Regions from separate parts of the Mus musculus genome. Here region 2 is linked to region 1. A link is a contact called in ENCODE Hi-C data. All regions are on one chromosome and are shown on one strand. Each heading gives the region's core, a stretch centred on a gene start or an enhancer-like site at or near the end of the contact. The rest is flanking DNA. Distances are from core to core; before and after follow the strand shown. Region 1 overlaps Nyap2 (neuronal tyrosine-phophorylated phosphoinositide 3-kinase adaptor 2). Region 2 overlaps Col4a4 (collagen, type IV, alpha 4).

Region 1 (3,064 bases), core at 382-2,881:
AAATCCTTTTGAAGTTTCAACAATGAGAATTGTGGATTAATGCTAACTCTCCTTTTGAATTAAAAGACACTTCATTCCTTTATGGTAATATATACAACTGAGACTGCTCCTCACCTAAAACACCATTGGTTCTACAATCAGTATGTTATTAGAGTTATGACTTCCAAGTGATAGCCACTATGGGTGGGGGCTGTCATGTCATGTTAGAGCACTCGCCTTATGTGAAGAACTAAAGTATACCTCTTCCCACATTAAAGTAGTTTTTAATTCCCTGAATTCTGATGACTCTCCTATGCTCAGTATCAAGAAATTCCCATACTCTACGCTGACCAAATATAACTTTAGCTTCTCTACCAATGCACTGTTCCTAGAAGACCAGAAAGTAGACCAGATTTGGCCCATGGCATCAAGCATATGGTCCAGTTTTCCACTGACTAACAGCAAATTCTGAGGGTCTTTCTGGAATCAGATAACCCAAAGAGAAAGGCTCAGAGAGGTTGTGGTCACTGGTCGATGGAGAGCATCTGCTGCTTAAGTCACATTACAGGTCCCGAATTTCCCCCAGCTAATCAGAGTCACAACATAACACACCCCTTCCCTTTTCATGGAGACTGGTCCCAGTCTCAAGGGGGCACAGATGAATGCAAACACTTCCTGTCATTTACTCCCCAAGCAATATCCCTTCCCACAGGCTAGCTATGCTTTAGACAAAGGGAAACAAACACTCCAGACAGGTGTGTTAGATAACAGGTGCTCACTGTTTTACGTTGACATCAAGTTATTTCATTTGACGACACAGGGGTATACAGCCCTTCTTAGCATGACTTCTCAGAAGACACTTTAAACGCACATGTTCAGCACTCAAACACTGAGTGAATCTGGACTCAGTGCCCCAAACCTTGTGAGTTGGCCTCTCTTTGAGAGCCGCAGTCTTCTCATCTAGTTCCCCCAGGGGAAAGGAAGGCTTAGTTTTATCCTTCCTTGGCACTACCCAGCAGCTCCCAGAATAGACAGTTAATTACTGAAAATCTCTTCGACCTCACTCTGGAGAATTAGATCCTAGGCTCTGTAGCTTCACCTGACTCCCTCTGCTATGAAGGGGCTCTCTGCACCCCATGTGACAAACCTGCCAGAGCATCCTTCTGCAAGCCAGCTGAACCAGGGAAGGCAGGCTGCTTGTCCTCCTACTCAACACAAAATGGAGACAGAGCTGCTGGTCGTGACTACAGAGAAGGCTAAAGATGTCTTTGGTCTTTCATCCTCCCGCCCAGCTGCTGGAGAGCCAGGGGAGTCTTTCAATTCTCAAAGGAACCTCAGCTTCCTGACTCTCCTGCAGGTCTAATACTCCCTCGTTAGTCCTGAAATCCTATTACTGAAAAGGCCATGTGTTTGATTCACACGAGGCTATGGTGAGGCCCACACCTCCTAAAAGTGGCATTTTTCACTGACACATAAAAGACCCACGGTCATTATATATATGGTTACAAAGAAATTTTAGAAGTGCTGGTCTTTAGCCAGATCCCTGTTGTTCTGCAACACAGAATACAAGATAAATTACTGCTTGCTGCTTCCTAAGCAAGTGCTGAGAAATCTACTGCAGGGTTTTAGGAGAAAAAGCTGACAGTAAGGAGGAAACGCTGAGGCAATACTGCCCCCTTGTGGCAGCACAAAACCATGCAAATGGTGTGGACATTAAAACATGTTTATTAGCATATCAAATATTCATGTACAGTAAGTTGTCATTTATCAAACAAAATTTGCTTCTGTTGCGTCTCTCTCTGGTCTCTTCTACTTACCCGCATCCTCCCCCTGGGTTCGTCCCAGTCTGGTAGACCCCTTTCAAATGCTTTCACGCCACATGTGCCTTTTGGCCCTAGAACCCGTCTTGCTCCCCTAGAACAATCGCCTATCTGGTGTTCTAGAATATACACATTCTCACAACAGTCAACATTTGCCTGTGTGTAAATAAGAGTATTTAGTGTTTAGGATCTCCTACAGACCCAAGTTACAAAGGTCGAAAAGCCCACGGCTACCCTTTCCACTGGCCAGGAAGAAGCCCACTGATGTCATTTTTACCTCTGAAAATCTATCACAGTTTTAAAGGTCCTCCGATAAAAGGTTCAATGACCTCGCCTTCTGAACTATTCCGAAGTTTTCTCGAAATCTAATAAAATTGCCATTTAGACCATCATGTGCCCGTTTCTTCTAGTCCAACCTGACTGCTATTAAGAGGGAAAGCAGTCTCTGTTCCTTTATTTATTTGTACGTGGTCAAAGCCAGGGAGACAGGGTCACAGCAACTGTGGCTTAGGTAGAGGAGTTGATCAATTTTGTTCAGAAAATCTCACAGTGGGGACCAGCAATGCTATGTACACACGCTGGGACAACGTCTTCATGTGAATGTGCTGTCATCATTGTCTCATGAAGGCAGGTCCCTGGCGCTCTCTGAGGTTTTATACAAACCCCTCTCCTCAGAGGGCATTTCAGTGACAGGGATTGAATGGTTTCATCTAAACATTTGGCTCTTCACCCTTTTCTAGGCATATAACTAGAAAATGGAGTAACAGCTTATATTCTTTCCTCTTGTCAGTGGAAATTTGAACATAATTAATTATTACCATGTCTTTTTATCATTAATACAAAGGCAGCTTGATGTTTTTATTTCCATCTTAGACTTCTTTATCCTAATTTCTGTTGTTTTCATCTTTTTAAAGATTTGTTTATATTATTTTTAATTATGTGTATGGGTTTCTGTATGTCTGTGGGTCAGTTCACGTGAGTGTAGGTGTCCACAGAGGTCAGAGGCATTCCGTCCCCATGAGGCTGCAGTTACAGGCATTTGTGACCCATCTGAAGTGGGCACTGACAACTGTACTTGGGTCCAGTGCAGAAGCACTATCGATTCTTACCTGCTGAGCTATCTCTTCAGTTCCTATTTTCAATTACTTTAAAAATATACTTTAAGGCATGGGTATGTATAATGTTTGTATATATGTGTGTCCATATATGTATATGTACATATTCATGTATGTGAATGTGGGCTCACTCATACCATGGCCTATGTA
Region 2 (3,302 bases), core at 208-2,707, 1.2 Mb before region 1:
TACACACACACACATACACACACACACATACACATACACACACACATACACACACACACACACACACATACACACACACACATACACACACACATACACACACACACATACACACACACATACACACACACATACACACACACATACACACACACACATACACACACACACATACACATACACACACACATACACACACACACATACACACACACATACACACACACATACACACACACATACACACACACACATACACACACACATACACACACACACATACACACACACATACACACACACATACACACACACACATACACACACACACATACACACACACACATACACATACACACACACATACACACACACATACACACACACATACACACACACATACACACACACATACACACACACACATACACACACACACATACACACACACACATACACACACACACACATACACACACACATACACACACACATACACACACACATACACACACACACATACACACACACACATACACACACACACATACACACACACACACATACACACACACATACACACACACATACACACACACACACACACACACACACACACACACACACACACACACATATAAAATGTTAGTAAACTCAAAGTACTTATTGGAAGAACTAGAAACCATGTCTGGAATTAAACATTTTATTGTTTTGAAAAAAAATCCAGATTCATTTTTTTTCCCCCTCAGCCCTTCTGCTTTTCCCATCTCAGCTTTTCAAGACTCCTAGCCTTTCAACAGGCCGTGGGTCCGTGTGCATCCCTCCGAGAGCAATGCTGAAGGAAGGAGCACTCTTCCTTTGGAAGTTTCCAGCACCCTGGAGCACTTACTGGCAAGGAAGTAACCTGACGGGAGTGATCGTTAGAACAAATGGTCTCTTGATACTTTCTCCATAGCAATGTGAAAACCAGGCGACCCATGACGGAGTTAAGGTTTCACACAGCACAATGATACTGTTGTGCTGAGATTTTCCTCTGGCGGCTGTGGACATTTCCTGCCTCTGGCAACCCCTCAGCCCTCCCGGCCTTCTCTTTGACTTCAACATTCTTCCAGTCTGGAAGGATTTGGGAGGAATTCAAAAGAAAACATCTGACATTGTTAAGGGCTTTCTCTTCACAGTCTTCCAATTCCACACAACAGGGAACATTTCCGAGTGCCTGCAGGTGCTTGTAATATATTCTTCCTTTTCCCTTTGAACATTTATCAAATAGCCTCACAATGACATTGCTTTTAAAAATCCTCATAGATGTGATAATAAAATCACTTTAAAAGTAATTGCTAATTGCCTCCTAATGTGTGCACCGAAACAGTTAAGTTTCCTGGGAGGTATTGGAAGGGAACAGATCAAAGAGCTTTTCACTCGCTAGACACACCCTTGCTGCAATGTTCCTTTGCTACCACTGGGGGACGCTGTTTCATTGCACACGGCACAGCAAACGGTCCGGCCAAATGTAAAAACAAAACCAAACAGTGGGATACAGTATTAAAACTCAAAACATCTCAGGATAAAACCATTGTTGCGGTTTATCACGCCGATGTAAAAATGAAGCCCGATCCAGCAGAAACACTTTGAACTGAGAAGCTAAATATTTGAAATATGTTCCGAGTAAGGTAGGGAAACCAACTTTCGTGTTTGAACAAACCAGCTGCTGGACTCAGATGGGTTTGCTCTGCTCATACTGACCCGATGGAGTTTTGAGTCCTGCTTGGGTCTCAAAAGGAAAGCCCCCCATCTCTAGTTGTACATCCACATAAGATGGGAATGACAGAAACCTACTGAGAATCACCTGCTGTGTGTGTGAGACAGTCTATTGTAGAAGGGGTACCTGGGCCAATGGCAAGTGAAATCATTCACTTTTGTGTCTCTTTGTGTGTCGGGGGTCGGTAAGTGTGTGCACATGTGTTCATGTGTATACTCCTCTGTCTGTGGGCCTGTGGGTGCCTATGTAGGTCAAAGGTCAATGCCGGCTCTCTTTCTCAATTGCTTTCCACCATGTTTGGGTTTTGGGTTTTTTGAAATAGGAACTTTTACCCTCAATTGATGTTCTTCTTCCATGGTGATTTTAATTTGTGTCAGGTTGACAAAAAACAAAAAGCAAAAAACCAAAAAACCCAAAAACCCTAACTGGACACTTATTGGAACTAGAGATCCCGAATTGGGTTATAATAGCTGGGGTTACATATACGCACCCAGTTCTTTTTTCAGTATGAATGCTGGAGTGACTGAAACGCAAGCCCTCATCCATGTATGGGGAGCACTGTCTGAAACATCTTCCCAGCCCTGCTAGTTTACTTTTGAAAGGTACTTGGCGATGTCTTCTATGAGGAAGGAAATGCCTTCTGTCACAGAGCTATGACAATCAGAGCAGCATCCCCCCCAGTTTCTGTAACTAAATTATTCTCCTGTCTCCCAGCACTTAGCACGCTGGATGTCATTGCCTCTTTGTCTTGTCAGGTTAGGGATTGTGTCTTTCTTGTTTCCCATTGTCTCTTCGAGGCCTGTCATGGGATACACTCCCGGGGTGTGGAGCTCTATGCATTGGGAAGCCATATTTATCCTTTCAATAGGTATTTGTTTATTTGCTAAGGAAAAAAAAATGTTTCTAGTTTAACTCTTATTTTGGAATCTTTCGTTGATAAGAGTTCTCAAGGGTTTTTTTCAACCTTTGCCTAGAGTTGTGAAGATTTCACTTCTCCATCGACTTTAAAGTCAGGGTGGCCAGCTGCTTCATTTTGCGTGGGATTCTCTCAGGATGTGGAAACTCTAGCGCTAAAGGCTCCAGCCCAACAGGGACAGACAGACAGTCACCCTATAAAAATGTAAATCTGACCAGTACCCTGGGTGTGCAGAGTAGCCTTTTTCTAGCTTTAGAACAAAACCATAACCTGAGGGTGGGAAATTTGTCACCAAGAGTGGGCTATGTGACACAGTGTGCTAGGGTGGAGGTTAGAGTCACTGACCAGAGGAAGAACACGCATACTGGCCCCTGAGTGCAGCCGGGTGCAGCCTTAAATGATGGTTGTTAAACAGAAGGACTATCAGAGAGGTGAATAAAAATTCCTCATTACCCAGGAATGTGCTTTGTTAGCCTAATTGCCCTTCATCTGTACTGTATATATTTTATGCATGAACAACTTCCTGATTTAGAGATGGGATTGATAAAAGCTTTCAGTAAAAGGGGAAAATTATGCTTAAAACCCTGCCCAGATGTAGCTGCATTCAATTTAGAAAGATAACATTGG

The links. Hi-C counts contacts between places; a loop is a spot of excess contacts on that map.
Region 2: a loop to region 1 is called in a map of left cerebral cortex, with 11 times the contacts of the local background. The contact joins two enhancer-like sites. A Hi-C loop is called at or near these places in 16 of 37 maps with a recorded cell type or tissue (ES-E14, gastrocnemius, heart and 2 more).

What each region holds. Positions count from the first base shown.
Region 1 is chr1:81,315,366-81,318,429 of GRCm38, reverse strand. All of the region lies in intron 6 of Nyap2 (neuronal tyrosine-phophorylated phosphoinositide 3-kinase adaptor 2), which reads right to left. Among named protein-coding and RNA genes, the nearest start is that of Nyap2, 240 kb to the right of the region's middle. Within about 2 kb of position 1,631, at least 1 of the 3 ENCODE cell types and tissues checked has a DNase peak (open chromatin) inside an H3K27ac peak, as active enhancers do.
Region 2 is chr1:82,474,634-82,477,935 of GRCm38, reverse strand. All of the region lies in intron 37 of Col4a4 (collagen, type IV, alpha 4), which reads left to right. Among named protein-coding and RNA genes, the nearest start is that of Gm46095, 100 kb to the right of the region's middle. Within about 2 kb of position 1,457, at least 1 of the 3 ENCODE cell types and tissues checked has a DNase peak (open chromatin) inside an H3K27ac peak, as active enhancers do.